5 separate regions of the Homo sapiens genome follow, and regions 2, 3, 4 and 5 are each linked to region 1. The links are chromatin contacts, found by Hi-C or POLR2A ChIA-PET in ENCODE. All regions are on one chromosome and are shown on one strand. Each heading gives the region's core, a stretch centred on a gene start or an enhancer-like site at or near the end of the contact. The rest is flanking DNA. Distances are from core to core; before and after follow the strand shown.

Region 1 (2,751 bases), core at 87-2,586:
CTTTTAAAACGAAAAAATAATGCATTTATTAATATGCTTTTCCCAAAATTCGGGGAAAATTCCCAAATCGGAGAAAAAAATTTAACATCAGCATCTACTACACAAAGCATTAAAAACATTTTTCAGCAGTTTTGCTTAAGTATCTTAGGTCAGTGGTAGCATGTTAGCCAAAATGTAATCCAAAATGAATGAACAACAGTCAGCTGGTAGACACTGTATGTAATACAATACGGAAATATATTGGAAGTATTTCAAAATTCAACATTTGAATCCGTGAATGTCTAAATCAAGTACTCTAAATCAGGCGTCTACTTTTGAAACAATACTTCAAAATACGTGTTGGTGGCAAGACCGCCAGCCATCTGTAGGAAATCTTTTTAATGGTTCAAAATTCCTAGGTCTCAGAAGGGGCGACTGATTAGGCTAAATTTATATCTCCCGGCCCCGTAGTTGTCAGCCCAGGTAGCGAATTTAAAACACTGGGGGTGGATGAGTAGTTTGAAGTTCAGATCAAGGAGTGAAAAAGGCTGATGCTTAGAAGCGCCGGCTCTTCCCCATTCGCGCACTCGAGAGGTCACGGCGTAGTAAAGTTTGGTTTCACTAGCGGGCTTGGACGCTCGCGACCAAAGTCTCCCAAGAAAAGCCGACACCGCGGTCGGGAGCGCCCGGAAGCTCAGCAGGACACGTTTCCACTGCAGGGAGGAGGGTGTCTGTGGCGGTTCTGGCGTGGAGCCCCTTCCCCCCCCCCCGTAGGACCCTGCACCCGGACGGGGACAGGCTTCGCCAGCTAAGGCGGCGGGAGACGCGTAGGCCACAAGGAGGAAATGGGACAGAGTGCGACAGAGAGGCGGCGGCGGCCCAGGGCCGGGCCGAGCCTCCCTCGCGGGGCAGCGAGAGGGAAAGGGGCCCTCCCGGCCGCAGCCTCCCCCACTTCGAGAGGTAGCTCCAACTTTCCTCCCAGCGCACGACGTCGCACGGGCCGCGCGAGATTCCGAAACTTTGTCAGCCCTCGCGTCGCCCTAGGCCCGCTCCAGCGCTCTGCGCCGGCCGCTAACCCTCGTCTCTCCCAGACAGCTGCCCAAGCCCATCCACCCCGCGGGTCGACCAGTGTTTACCTCAGACCGAGGTCGAGGCGCTCGGTCCGGCCGCGGCCCCACAGTAGGTTCCCAGGTCCCAGTCACTCCGCTGCCAAGTTCCCCAACATGGACTCCTTCGTCCGCTTTGTGGTGTTACAGGGTCTCTAGGACACTGACTCCGCTGGCTCGGTCCGGAGGCGGCGGCGAAGCAGGGAGCGACCCAGGTTGCGCTGCTCCGCGCGGCTTAAGCCACCGCTACTCCCCCTTCCCCCGCCTTGTCTAGCCTCCTCCCTCCCCTCCCCTCCCTGCGCGTCTCCCTCCTCCTCCCTTCCCTCGCTGTCGGCGCGCTAAGGTGACGACGGCGGCAGCCGGACTCGCCACATTCTGCTTACTCGCTCGCTCTGGCCCTGAGTGCATGTTCGTAGTACCCAGTTGGGCCGCAGGGGGGCGCTGGCAAACTGCTGTTTGAGACCGAGAAGCGTGGTGGGTGGAGTCACGTCACGCGGCCTGTGAGCGGGAGGAAGGGCAGCTGCGCTGGAGGGGCCTTCTGGGAAACGTCCTTCCAGCACCGCCCTTCGCCCACACTGCGGATGGTGCGCATGCGCAGCGCGTGGACTTTGGCCTCTGCCCTCCTTTGGCAGTTTTACAGGCTGCGTCGCGGAGGACAATGAAAGAGGCTTTAAGGGAACTGGACAGGAAGGATTTTGCGCAGGGTGTGCTCCTTATCTTTATGGTAATCTGATATTGAAAAGAGTGTCCGCATGTTTGCGGTGGATTGAGTGTTCACCTGGCTGCGCTGCCCACCTGAAATGCAGCCTGTGGAGTGAAGAGTCGGCAATTTGGAAGCCCACCTTTCCTCCTTTCTGGTGGGCATTTTTTTAGATGCCAGGGGGAGAGCTTTCCCGCCTGACTCCCCGAGCCTAGGGGCTTTCCCATGTCTTAACCCCACATCACAAAATTAAATTTGGGCCAGGTGCGCGGTGGCTCACGCCGGTAATCCCAGCGCTTTGGGAGGCCGAGGCTGGCGGATCGCTTGAGCTCAGCAGTTCGAGACCAGCTTGAGCGACGTATTAAGATCTCGTTTCTACAAAAAATAAAATTAACCGGCCGTGGTGGCGCGCACCTGCGGTCCCAGCTCCTCGGGAAGATGAGGTGGGAGAATCGCTTGAACCCGGGAGGCGGAGGTTGCAGTGAGCCGAGATCGTTCCACTGCACTCCAGCCTGGGCGACAGAGCGAGACCCTGTCTCAAACAACAACAAAAACTTTATCATTATTTACTTAAAAGGCCTCCGCGTTGTGGTTAGATAGTGACGTGTGTGCCATCCTCCACTTTTTCCCCCGGCGGGTTGTTAAATGTTTTGTTTTACCTCGGAGGTATTTTGACTTTTTCAAAGTCACTGATTATTTAACCTCCTAGTTTCTCTTCTCGTCGACTGCAGCAAGCTTCCGGTTGCTCTGCCTGCCCTCAGTGTCCCCCATCTACCAGCTGACCTTCCAGTCCTCCCACCCACGCCCTTGTCCTGCTTGCGGCTCCCGCAGGACTAAGCTCTGCTCCCCGCGCGCGGCTCACCCAGGTCCCAGTCGCTTTCAGCCGCGCGCTCACACGTTTTCCTGTCGCCTGCCCCCGTTCTGTTCGCGCGTGCTGCGCTCTCCAGCCACCCTGACGCCTGCCCG
Region 2 (2,751 bases), core at 184-2,683, 760 kb before region 1:
TGTGTTATAGATATCAGTAGTAATCTAGTGTATTGGAACTATAAGAATATCTAGAAAATGTATTTTGAATTAAATCTTGAAGTATTCGTTTCTTATAGGTAGCAGACTAACAATCCTTAACCTTCTAATTCTGTTTTTACTTTAAAGTCAGGTAGCTTTTGGTCTTAGTTATTTTTGTAATCTCTTTAAGCAGTTCACATAATGCCTTGCCAATTATAGGAAATTAGCAAATGTGTTCTTAAGTTGGAAGAGAATGTGTGAGGAAAATTCACTCCTATCTCATTTTACAGAAATTCAGATTTTAATTGTCCTGCTGTAATTGTGAAACTGAACTGCACATTCATTCTGAGGATTATTGCACTGATGAGTTTACTGATGAGTGTGACACTGGTTCGGAGGGAACTGTTTGCAGACTCTCCCTATGTATAAGGAGTTCATGTGTAATAATTTATTTCTCCAGAAGGTCACCTTTTTTCCTACTGATTTTTTTTTACTGGTAAAAATATTGCAAACAGATATTGTTAGTCTCGTTTGGTAACTGAAAGAGCTCTGAGAACGGAAAAGTTAGAGTGACCTATCCAAATGAAGGAGCAGTTCAGTGTTGGTGCAGGATATTAGATTCCAAAATATTTGTTCAGGCCCCTTTTCCAAGTTCCCAGGGAAGTTACTGACACTGATGTTGGTTTCTTTTAAGAATGACTCATGATTTTTCGAGCCTGGTTTCCACTCTTAGTCATCTTCCCTGCCTGAGTTAAAACAGGCTTTAGGCTCTCACTGAATTCCAGCCTTGACAGAACCCCCCACCCCCACCCCTGGGCTTTTGATTCCCACTTCCTAGCTCAGCTACATTCCAGTCTCTGGAACCAATTCTGACTCCAGGCAGGCAAGATGAGACAATTCAGCATTTACTATCAGTCCAGCAGTAACCTTTCAGTTCTAATAATTTGGCTTGTCCTTTTCCTCCTCAGTTGTTCAGACTCCTTTCTCAGAAACATGCCTAGGACCTCAGTCTCTTTAGTTCTTTGGATTCTGTGTTGCTCTTGTCAGTGTTTACTATCAGTCCAGCAGTAACCTTTCAGTTCTAATAATTTGGCTTGTCCTTTTCCTCCTCAGTTGTTCAAACTCCTATCTCAGAAACATGCCTAGGACCTCAGTCTCTTTAGTTCTTTGGATTCTGTGTTGCTCTTGTCAGTGTTTCCTAATCACCCTCTTGCCCTGGAAATAAAGTCCTCTCCAATGTGGTGCTACTTCTCCTCCTTCCTGTAGCAGACTCTGGTTGTGGCCTGTCTGTGCCTACAGATTTAGTGACAGGAGCTGTACTTTTCTGTTCCCTTCTTTAGCTGTCATACTGGTGGTATCTTAAATCTTAGCCCTAAATTGTGATGAAACTGTTGTATTTTCACAAGTCTTCCTTAGTCATATTGTGCTGTCTGTTCTAAGTAGGGCTGTGAATAAGAGTGGGGTACAGTTTCCTGCAATAAGAGATGGGAGGCTTAACTTCAGCTTGGCACGTAAGAAAGATCAAATGTTTACTGCAATGTGGGAAAACCACCTCCTGGGCATAATAGAAATCCAGGCCTGGCAGTAAACAATTCTATTCAAAAGCAGCTTCTCAGGGCTGAGGAATGACCTAGTTGAGTGGCATGACATCTGAGCAGAACTAGCAAGGAGGCTTGGTGGTATGCCGCCTTTTAACTCCAGCACCTGTGGCTCTTGAGCATTCTCCTCATTCTTCAGTATGGAAAATGGATATTTTCTCAGTCTTGTGCAAAAACAGCTTCAAGAAAAGTCCCCTAGTCAAAAATTCCAGTATTTGGAAGTGTACCAGGAGTCCAAAAAGTTGAGAACTACTCCTGGCTTTTTCCTTCCCTCCCTCACACTGACGGCATTCCTGAACTAGCATGCCTGTCTGTCTCTACATTTCTGGGTGACTGCCTCATCCCAGGTGGCCTTCCTCCAGCTGTGAGCTGGGTGTGTTCCCAGGTATTTAATCCACCCTTGGGGCAAGTTCTTCCAGGCAGCCTCCAGTGCCCCTTCCGGGATCCTGGCTGGATCAGGCTGACTGTCCTTGGAAGTGAAAGAGGCTACATATGAAGGGGAGAAGGGTCCTCTCTGCCTCAGGAGAAGGAAATTAGTTACAGGTGCATGCATAGGCAAAATAGCCCCAATCCTGTTGTGATATAACAGAATTTAGAAGACATCTGGCTCAAATTTTAATTTTCAAAAAGTGATAAATTCTGTGAAGAGGTAACCTGTAGAGTTTATTGTCAAATTAATGGTAGAGCTACTGTATGTGCCACTGTCAGTTGTTAATTATTATTATTATTTTTTTAAGTTCTAGGGTACATGTGCACAACATTTAGGTTTGTTACATAGGTATACATGTACCATGTTGGTTTGCTGCACCTATCAACTCATCATTTACATAAAGTATTTCTCCTGATGATATCCCTCCTGCAGCCCCCCACCTTCTAATAGGCCCTGGTGTGTGCTGTTCCCCACCCTGTGTCCAAGTGTTCTCATTGTTCAATTCCCAACTATAAATGAGAACATGAGTTTGGTTTTCTGTCCTTGTGATAGTTTGCTGAGAATGATGGTTTCCAGCTTCATCCATGTCCCTGCAAAGGACATGAGCTCATCCTTTTTTATGGTTGCATAGTATTCCACGGTGTATATGTGCCACATTTTCTTAATCCAGTCTACCACTGATGGACATTTGGGTTGGTTCCAAGTCTTTGCTATTGTGAATAG
Region 3 (2,751 bases), core at 180-2,679, 580 kb before region 1:
CCAGTGCAGTGGTGAGGGTCTCAGCAGGATGCGGGGCTTCAGGGAGTAGTTACTCTACCACTTGTTGTGAAGGTGGACACTTCCTTCAGAAAACTCAACTGTAACATGTAGAAGCAAGCAGAGAAAGCATTAGAGAGCAGTATAGGATTATGAAAAAGTTGCAGGCAAGGGTTGTTTTTTTTTCAGTGGGTGTTTTGCGTTGACTTTTTGTTGTTGTTATTCTTGGTTTCAAAAGTTGCTTATAAAATTTTTCTCACTTGAATATCAGAACAAATTATATGGGCTTTTTCTGGTGTTTTATTTTTAATATAATATTTTTAATCCATCTGGAATTTATTTTGGTGTCAGAAGTGATGGCCCCATACCAATTTTTCCCATGACTTAGCTAGCTGTGTCAATACTTGCATCCACTGCTTCAAAGTATCACTTTATAATATATAAAAACCCATGAATATTTGCATCTCCTCTTAAAATTCACCCTGGTTAATTCATACTATCTATTCATATACTAGTTCTAAACTGTTTCAATTACCATAGCATTATAATACACTCAATATCTCCCAGAGCTATCCCATTTTATTTTTTCACAATGTTCCCAATACTGTCTATGCAAACATCCCTGTTCATTATTTTACCTGTTTATATTTCTTGAAGAACTTTAGTATCACTTTTCAGCTTTTCTTTTCTTTCTTTGAAAGACAGGGTCTCGCCCTGTTGCCCAGGCTGGAGTGCAGTGGCACAATCCCGGCTCACTGCAACCTCCGCCTCCTCATCTAAAGCAATCCTCCCACCTCATCCTCCTGGGTAGCTGAGACTACAGGCTCGTACCACCATGCCCAGCTAATTTTTGTATTTTTTGTAGAGACAGGGTATGTTGCCTAGGCTGGTCTCAAACTCCTGGGCTCAAATAATCCTCCCGCCTCAGCCTCCCAAAGTGCTGGGATTACAGAGATTAGCTGCCATGCCTGGCTGACCTGTCAGCTTTTTTTTCTTAAATCCATTTGGGATTACTAACAGAATTTACATTAGAATTCTAAATTATTTTGTGGAAAAAAAATTTGATATGTCCCTGAATTCAAGTTTGCCCAATCAAGAGTTTGGCACATCCTACCACTCATTCATTCATCATTATTTGTTTTTTCTTAAGTCAATTATCATAGTGGTCTTAGTTTTCTCATTAATTTATTTCTAAATAGTTTATGCTTTTGTTGTCATTATAAATGGTATCTTTTCTCTTTTGGATTTTTAACAAGGTTTACTGATAACATAATCCTAATCTCTGGCTTCTCTTGAACAATCAGGAGATCTGGCAACATGGAGCCCTCATTCCAACATGGCAACTATGAGCTGTCCCTTTCCATAGGACACACGCTTGCTAGTTTACCACAGTTGACGGGCTGACTCCACACATGGCTATTACTTGCATGCCCTGCGGGCTGATGAGTTATTTAGGGTTGGGTGAGTCATAGGGAAGTTGACATCACTGCTTATTGCTGCTGCTCATGACTCTGTAGCATCACCAACTCTGGTCCTTGCCTGGCTGACTTCTCTGCATGAGTGTTCCTGCCTGGCCTGTGGGACTTACTGGATCCTTCTAGCCCTGTCTGCTCTTCTGCAACATGCCCTTTGGCTCTCTGACCAGAAGCAAATGCCAGCTCTGCTTGCCTCGCCACACCCTCCACAGCCTTGCCCTTCCTGACAGAGTCATCCCTGCCCCTTGTCTGAGCATGAGGCCTAATGGAACTCTATGTTTTCCTCCCATCCACAGTTTTAGTTACATATCTGTAGATGTTTCCTCTGAAGGTCTGCCAGTTAGGAGGGCAGGGTCTAAAACTTGAGGATATTTTCTTACTTCTTCCTCTCCGTGGTATCACTTACCCCAAAATCTCTGCTGCCCCATTTTTAATAAGGCCGTGTCAATTACAAACAAGGAGAAAAGAACTTCTAAGCCACCACTCAAATTTTGACTTATTATGACCACAAGGACTGCAACTAACTTCAAGATTCTTAAGGAAGGATATTATAATTTATTAAGACACTTTTATCACATATATTTCTGTGATTTCTATTACTGTCAAATTCTCTGAATGCACTGCATTTGCATTTGCAGACTCAGGGGAGCTCACTCATTTGCTTGTTCTCAGCATATTTCTTCTAACGTTCTCTAAGTATAGCCTTCCCATGGGTCCATTTCTTTTTGTCTTTAACTTGTTAGATAATGCCACAATATTTCTTTTTTCTTAAAAAAAAAATCCTAAACCACAAATCTTCTTTCAACATTCTATTTCAACACTGAGAATGAATAATATGCTTATGATGTCTCAAGTTTATTACCAGCGAATAATTCTGGTTGACTAAAGATGTCTAAATATATTGTTCCTATTAAGTGTATACATGTGAAAGAAACAGGCTATAATTAATCTTCTTTCCAGAGATTTTATATTTGTGTTTTGTTTGAATTCTTTCACTGTTGAACACTAAATTATTATTTACCACAGATGTGTTTTCTCTCTGGGATTTAGTTCGTTTGCCTTTCTCTTTCAAGAGTAAAGGAAAATATGTTGTCCTTCCATCCACCACCACTCCATGATGTGTGTCCATTCCATTGACAGTTATTCAGTTTGGGTTCGTCACCTTATTTGTGGCCTCTTTTCCACTGGCCCCTCTGTTGGCTCTCGTGAACAATATATTGGAAATAAGAGTGGACGCATGGAAACTGACCACCCAGTTTAGACGCCTGGTACCAGAGAA
Region 4 (2,751 bases), core at 184-2,683, 560 kb after region 1:
GAAATGAGTTCAGCTGTGTTTAGGTGGTAGAATTCACTGGACTTAAGATCAGATTGACTATGGGGAAAAAAAGGAGGAATGATGTCTAAGGTAGGTGACAATTTTGAGTAACTAGATATATGGTGGCTCCATTAATAATAGGTACCATTTATTGAGTGCTCATTATGTACCTGGCGTACTGCTAAGTGCTTTGCATGCATTATTTTATTTCATCCTCATATCAATCTGCAAAATAGTTATTTTCTCCATTTTATAGATGAAGAAGGTGAAGCTCAGAGCAATTAGGAAGTCTGCCTAGTGTCTCAGATGGAGTAAGTGGTGGTGTTGAGATTTGTACCCAGGTAGGCTCCCAAGCCCATGTCAACAATTACTGTGACACACACAGGCTCTTCCTGTGTTGAGCACCACAGGAAGAGAAGGTTTGGAGAGGGAAAGGAGGAGATGGTGATCACATAGTATTATGTGTTCTACTATCCAACTATTTTGGGTTTTGCTTGCATGAAAATGCATGGGAGCAGCAGTGCTTCCTTCTTATCTGGAGGAATTGGCAGGGTGGGAGGTGGAAGAGGGAGCCTAGAAGGTACCCTTTACAAGCATCCTGTTGACCTCATGGTGTTTCTCTCCTGCCCCCTCCAGAGTAGTTGCTGATAAAGGAGATATAAAGGAGCAGGGTTCTTCAGGTCAGAGTTTCTAGCTTTAGTGGGAATGCCAACAGAGAAAGGGACCCAGTGTCTGAAGCCACAGGCAAGGAAGCTCAGGGCTCCATAGAGGTGGACAGGCAGCTTACATCTCATCTCATGGCTAAGCACATTAACCACATAAGCTTCCTCTAACTGCTGAACTCACAGCAAATAAACACACGCCCACACAACCAGTAAGTAAGTATCAGTGGAGCAGATGCAAATGAAATACAAGTGATGAACTGCTGTCAGTTCTTGGGGTATTTGGCACCTGCGTCAACTCCAGAAGGAATGTGACCTCTTGGGTAAGGAGGGCATGATTTCAGAGGCACCAAGAGGACCTTTCCACCAAATTCAGCTTTTTAATTTTTTTTTTAAATCTGAAATTCTACAATTATAAATTCATTCCTCCCCTTTCAAAATGAAGCACTTTATACTAAAGAAGAACCCACTTAAAGCTTCATTAATTATTTCTTCCCTGAAGAAGAATCAGTCTTTTGGGTTCTATCTTGAGAACACATTTTGAGAGTAGGGCAGGGAAGGAATGAAATTTCTGTCAGCAGAGAGATGAAGAAGGCTGGCCTGAGAAGGCAGGAATATACAAACTAACTGATGAGGGTTAACCAGTATGCCATTTTTATGCAAGTCAGTACAGGTTTCTCAGTAAAGTACGGGCAAATAGAAATGTAATTTATGAATATTTCATCATTCTTTGTCATATAGGCCAGCCAGAAAGGGCAAAAAGAAAAAGATATTCAGAGATGTGACTTCTTGGTGTCCTTCTGCACTTGACAGAAGCTACCCCTTTGGGAAAAACTGGATAGTTTGTAGATCTGCCACAGAAAATTCAACATCTCTAAAGGCATACTAGTGCTAAATGGACATATTATTACTTTTGCTATCTCACCTATTGGCATGTGCTTGTGTGTGAGGAGGGATTATGGACAGGATGGGGAATAGGAGAGTGTCAAGAATGAATGGGCATTGCCCAAGAAGGTGAATCAGCTGACTGTTCAATCTACCTGGAAGTAAAAATAACTGGGGAGCAGAAAATCTTATGCATATTTTAATTACCTTGTCTAGAACATGAAATGACAAGAATGTGTACTATATTTATTGGGCTACTGAATTCTCTATTTCATGCCCCTAGGCACTCCCAGAAGTCTGATTCTATTTCCTTGAAAAAATACCAAGCATTTCTCCTTCAAGAATGATTGAGGGGTTGCCTTCTGTTGTTGCTTTACTAACCACCTCCCTCAACCAAACACCCACAGGCAAGTTGCCTCTCATTCTCCAATCTAGGCAAAGAGTGAATCTTTTGTTGTTATTTGCAGGAAATGGGACACAGGAAATGAGCCAATCAGAATCAGCATTAGGCCATTTTTTTTCCCTTGTCCCTCTTTCTCAATCTTTTTAATTGGGAAAAGTACTTGTTTTAAAATCTAGTAAATATGATACAAATTGAACATCCAACTATAAGAAGAATCATCAGAAAAAAAATCAGGATTTCTCTTCAAAGTTTACAGAGACTTAATATAACTCCTTTTCTTAATAGTTATTTTTCTTTGAATTAGGCAGTGGTAACTAAAGCTAAAACAACCACCACCACAGTGGTAATAAAGGCTAAACGACCTTCCACTGCCCTTGTTTATGCTTTTCTCATCAGTTGAGCTTTCCGTTTCTTCAAAGTCCCACAGAAATGGCTGGCAATTTTCAATCATCAAATCAAAGCCCTTTGTTGGAATTGTTTCTTTGGTGTAACGCAGGATATGCTGCCAGTAATTTGATCAGTTCAGTCATTTCCATAATTAGAACAAGAGCACGTCTTCCTAAAGTATGTGCTTATTCCATGGTCTGAAGTCACACAAAAGGGAATGTGCAAAGCCCTTATGTTGTGTGGTTCTAAAATAGCAGCTGTTTTTTATATATTTACCTCTTAACAATTTGCCCACCATCCTAGGTAGACAAACTTATAGCTCTGCTCTATCTGCTGATGACTGATGAAATGCAAGTCAGAGCATTTCACTTTAACTATATTGTTTGTCTGTTTAATAGGTGTGGCATGCATACC
Region 5 (2,751 bases), core at 112-2,611, 530 kb after region 1:
AGAGATATGGAAACAGTCACCCATGTAACAGTCTGGCCACTTTTCCATAGGGCTGCTATGGTATGCTTCAGGCCTGCTCCAGTTCCTAGTCACCTTGGATTTCGCAAAACCTAGAGGTGTCACCAATGAAGCCTGTGAAACAGCAAAGATGGTAGCCTGTCCCTTCCCCTGGAAGCTTTATCCCAGGGAGGTACGAACCTGTTGTCAGCCCAAAGACACTTGTAGGAAGTGGCTGGGGACCCTGGTTGAGAGGTCTCACCTTGTGAGGAGGAACAGGATTGGGACCCACTTAAAAAAGCAGTCTGGCCTTGTTTTGATAGAATAGCTGCATTGTGCTGAGGGTTCACTTCAGCCCTTGGTCACCTCAGGTACTCTGAAGCCCAAAGGCTGGAACAGTTAAGTTGCCCAAACAGCAAAGATAACAGCCTGCCCCTCCCTCTGGGAGCACCCTCCCAGGGGGAATTCACAGTTCTTTTGGCTGGAGAGCTCAGGTGGGAGTGGCTGGAGGTCCTGATTGGGAGGCCCCACTCGTGAGGAGGAACAGGATCGGGCACCTGCTTAAAGCAGCAGACTGGCCATGTTTTGGTAGAGCAGCTGTGCTGTGCTAGGGGATCTCTTCTGCCCTGGATTGGCTCAGACTTTCCAAAACCTGAAGGCTGGAACGACTAAGGCACTCAAACAGCAAAGATGGCAGCCCACTCCTCCCCAAGAAGCTCCTTCTTAGGGAGGTGCAATGCTGCTGCTGGTAGCCGGCTGGAATTTCAAGCCAGTGGGTCTTAGCTTGTGAGGTGGTGAGGATGTGGGGCCTGTGGACTGTTCCTGCTCAGCCCCCTGGATTCAGCCTCTTTCCTAAGGGTAGGTACAGGAATCTAACCTCCGATTTTGCCAGAGCTGCAGCTACTTTTGCCAGAAAGCCCAAGCACCTAAACCTCCACGTTCTCCACACATGCCTGAGTGGCTGTTCTGGTGAGAATCCAGATGGCTCTGTCAGACTGAAGACTGAAGGCCCTGGTGGTGTGGGTTCACAGGGAGATCTCCTGAGCCAAGGGTTGCAAAGATCTGTTGGAGAAGCGATCCCAGGGTCACTCATTCACTCACTGCTTTCTAGGACTGGGGAGGATCCCCTGGCTCTGTGCTGTTCCCCAGTGGGCCGTTGTTCAGTGTCCTGCTTTTCTTTGTTTTCTGTGTGTCAGGTTGTTTCCTTGGTTAATCCTAATGCGAGTACTTGCATGTTTCAGTTGAAGGTATTGTTTTTACTCGCCCCTCTATTCCTCTCCGTGAGAGCCACACATGCTAGCTGCTTCTAGTTGGCCATCTTGGCCACTCCACCCCCACTACATTTCTATGTAGCTTAAGCCTAGTTTTCAATAGGGCTTAATGACATGCCTTGGAGAGTTCCTCTCATCAGTTTTGTTTCCACTACCTCTGGGTTGGTTTCATTTTCAGGTGATCTTTCTCTCCTGGTTGCAATATAGTTACTAGAAACCATAAAAGCCTCCCAAGCTGAAATGCTGCAGACAAAATTTGAGAGTCTTTGGTGTGGCATCCCCCACTAAAGTCTTACTGCCTCTAACTGGATTATTTGAGTATCCATAAAACTATCATTATGATCAAGAAAATGTGAAATATTAATTAGATTAGACCTGGTTTTATTCTCTACTCTAAGGTTAAAGTATGAACTAGTTTGGAAGAGGGATTACTTCAAGGGGGACCAGTAGAGGGGGCAGTGTATGACAAGTGGCAAAAACAGTTGATGGCATGTGATTATTTTTCCCTCTGCATGCATGGCAAACATGAGAATCAATTATAGTACTTTTTTTCTCATTGTACCTGGACATGGCTTCAGCAACTTTGTCAACGTAGGGCTTTAGTCAGCCACTAACAATCCACAGGAGTTGGCAACCAAGATAAACATTTTATACCATCACTAGCCTAAAAGCAGAAAATACATGGAAATCCTTAAAGGAAGGCATGCTTTTACTCACCAGTAAATCAAGGAAAATGCACACTAAAAGAATTCTATAGTAAGACCAAAATTGATCATTGATGAATGGAGCATTTTTAGTTACTCCTTCCTTTGTGGGGTGTGTGTGTGTGTGTGTGTGTGTGTGTGTGTGTGAGAGAGAGAGAGAGTTTATTATGAAATATTTTGTTTATAGTTTCTGAAAAACTCTCTGAAGTTGTGAGACAGTGATAAATTTGTTCTTTTCAGGGTGGTCATTAAAAGCATTGGAAAACATTCTGTGATTTCAGTGGCATAATGTGACCAAAATAACTCTTTATTTTTCTACAAGAAAAATGCAAAACATAAGCAACTGAAATCAGATGTAAGCAGATTGGCTTCCTTTGAGGGCCCAGTGGTCAGAATTTTAGAAATTCTTAGCCTGAACCCTGACTTTGTGTTACTGGCACCCAGGACTAGCATGTAGATAGCCACCCATGTGACCAGGGGAGTCCCAGGAGGCCCATTCCTTCCTGTGCCATCCTCCCAAATGCTCCCAGCATTTGCTAACTTAGGCCAGAAATTCCAGAATTAAATATTTATTTTTGTGACTTGAAAACTTTGCTTCTTTGTTCTCCTTTTAAAATGACCCTTAGAAGGACCCTATGAAGAATGGACCATTAAGTTCTACTGGCCCTTTACAACACTATCAGGAGTGTCAATTTGTCTTTTGAAGGCAGGTTTTATTATATGAGAGGTGGGAAAAATATTGGGGGATGGGGTACCAAAAAGGGACAAAAGTGTCCAGA

Evidence for each region. Hi-C counts contacts between places; a loop is a spot of excess contacts on that map. ChIA-PET counts read pairs that join two places held with the same protein, here RNA polymerase II (POLR2A). Pooled maps may share reads with other maps.
Region 2: a map of gastrocnemius medialis shows a loop between it and region 1 (2.6-fold over the local background). The contact joins the enhancer-like site here to the promoter of SCAF11 in region 1. A Hi-C loop is called at or near these places in 1 of 168 maps with a recorded cell type or tissue (gastrocnemius medialis), 3 of 37 single-sample maps with no recorded cell type and 9 of 50 pooled maps. POLR2A ChIA-PET finds 5 or more read pairs at or near these places in 2 of 52 experiments (H1 and activated CD4-positive, alpha-beta T cell).
Region 3: a map of gastrocnemius medialis shows a loop between it and region 1 (5-fold over the local background). The contact joins the enhancer-like site here to the promoter of SCAF11 in region 1. A Hi-C loop is called at or near these places in 1 of 168 maps with a recorded cell type or tissue (gastrocnemius medialis), 1 of 37 single-sample maps with no recorded cell type and 6 of 50 pooled maps. POLR2A ChIA-PET finds 5 or more read pairs at or near these places in 1 of 52 experiments (activated T-cell).
Region 4: a map of chondrocyte shows a loop between it and region 1 (2.8-fold over the local background). The contact joins the enhancer-like site here to the promoter of SCAF11 in region 1. A Hi-C loop is called at or near these places in 4 of 168 maps with a recorded cell type or tissue (HCT116, chondrocyte, gastrocnemius medialis and 1 more) and 11 of 50 pooled maps. POLR2A ChIA-PET finds 5 or more read pairs at or near these places in 2 of 52 experiments (H1 and MCF 10A).
Region 5: a map with no recorded cell type shows a loop between it and region 1 (10-fold over the local background). The contact joins the enhancer-like site here to the promoter of SCAF11 in region 1. A Hi-C loop is called at or near these places in 1 of 168 maps with a recorded cell type or tissue (naive thymus-derived CD4-positive, alpha-beta T cell), 12 of 37 single-sample maps with no recorded cell type and 11 of 50 pooled maps. POLR2A ChIA-PET finds 5 or more read pairs at or near these places in 3 of 52 experiments (A549, CD4-positive, alpha-beta T cell and HepG2).

Annotation. Positions count from the first base shown.
Region 1 is chr12:45,989,238-45,991,988 of GRCh38, forward strand. It overlaps SCAF11 (SR-related CTD associated factor 11), which reads right to left and starts at 1,337. Exons shown (of 15, transcript NM_004719.3): 1 at 1,116-1,337. RefSeq lists silencers at 411-480, 881-980, 1,321-1,370 and enhancers at 631-680, 1,041-1,250, 1,059-1,772, 1,491-1,690, 1,701-1,770 and 1 more.
Region 2 is chr12:45,233,923-45,236,673 of GRCh38, forward strand. All of the region lies in intron 1 of ANO6 (anoctamin 6), which reads left to right. Among named protein-coding and RNA genes, the nearest start is that of ANO6, 19 kb to the left of the region's middle. Within about 2 kb of position 1,434, at least 27 of the 41 ENCODE cell types and tissues checked have a DNase peak (open chromatin) inside an H3K27ac peak, as active enhancers do; they include gastrocnemius medialis, where a contact is called at or near this core.
Region 3 is chr12:45,414,087-45,416,837 of GRCh38, forward strand. ANO6 (anoctamin 6) reads left to right here. Exons shown (of 20, transcript NM_001025356.3): 17 at 2,613-2,751. All of the region lies in intron 5 of LOC105369743 (a long non-coding RNA gene), which reads right to left. Among named protein-coding and RNA genes, the nearest start is that of ANO6, 200 kb to the left of the region's middle. Within about 2 kb of position 1,430, at least 9 of the 41 ENCODE cell types and tissues checked have a DNase peak (open chromatin) inside an H3K27ac peak, as active enhancers do; they include gastrocnemius medialis, where a contact is called at or near this core.
Region 4 is chr12:46,546,243-46,548,993 of GRCh38, forward strand. All of the region lies in intron 3 of SLC38A4-AS1 (SLC38A4 antisense RNA 1), which reads left to right. Among named protein-coding and RNA genes, the nearest start is that of SLC38A4-AS1, 160 kb to the left of the region's middle. Within about 2 kb of position 1,434, at least 5 of the 41 ENCODE cell types and tissues checked have a DNase peak (open chromatin) inside an H3K27ac peak, as active enhancers do; they include mammary epithelial cell, where a contact is called at or near this core.
Region 5 is chr12:46,516,035-46,518,785 of GRCh38, forward strand. The region is part of intron 3 of SLC38A4-AS1 (SLC38A4 antisense RNA 1); the gene reads left to right. Among named protein-coding and RNA genes, the nearest start is that of SLC38A4-AS1, 130 kb to the left of the region's middle. RefSeq lists enhancers at 880-929, 1,120-1,209, 1,380-1,559. Within about 2 kb of position 1,362, at least 4 of the 41 ENCODE cell types and tissues checked have a DNase peak (open chromatin) inside an H3K27ac peak, as active enhancers do.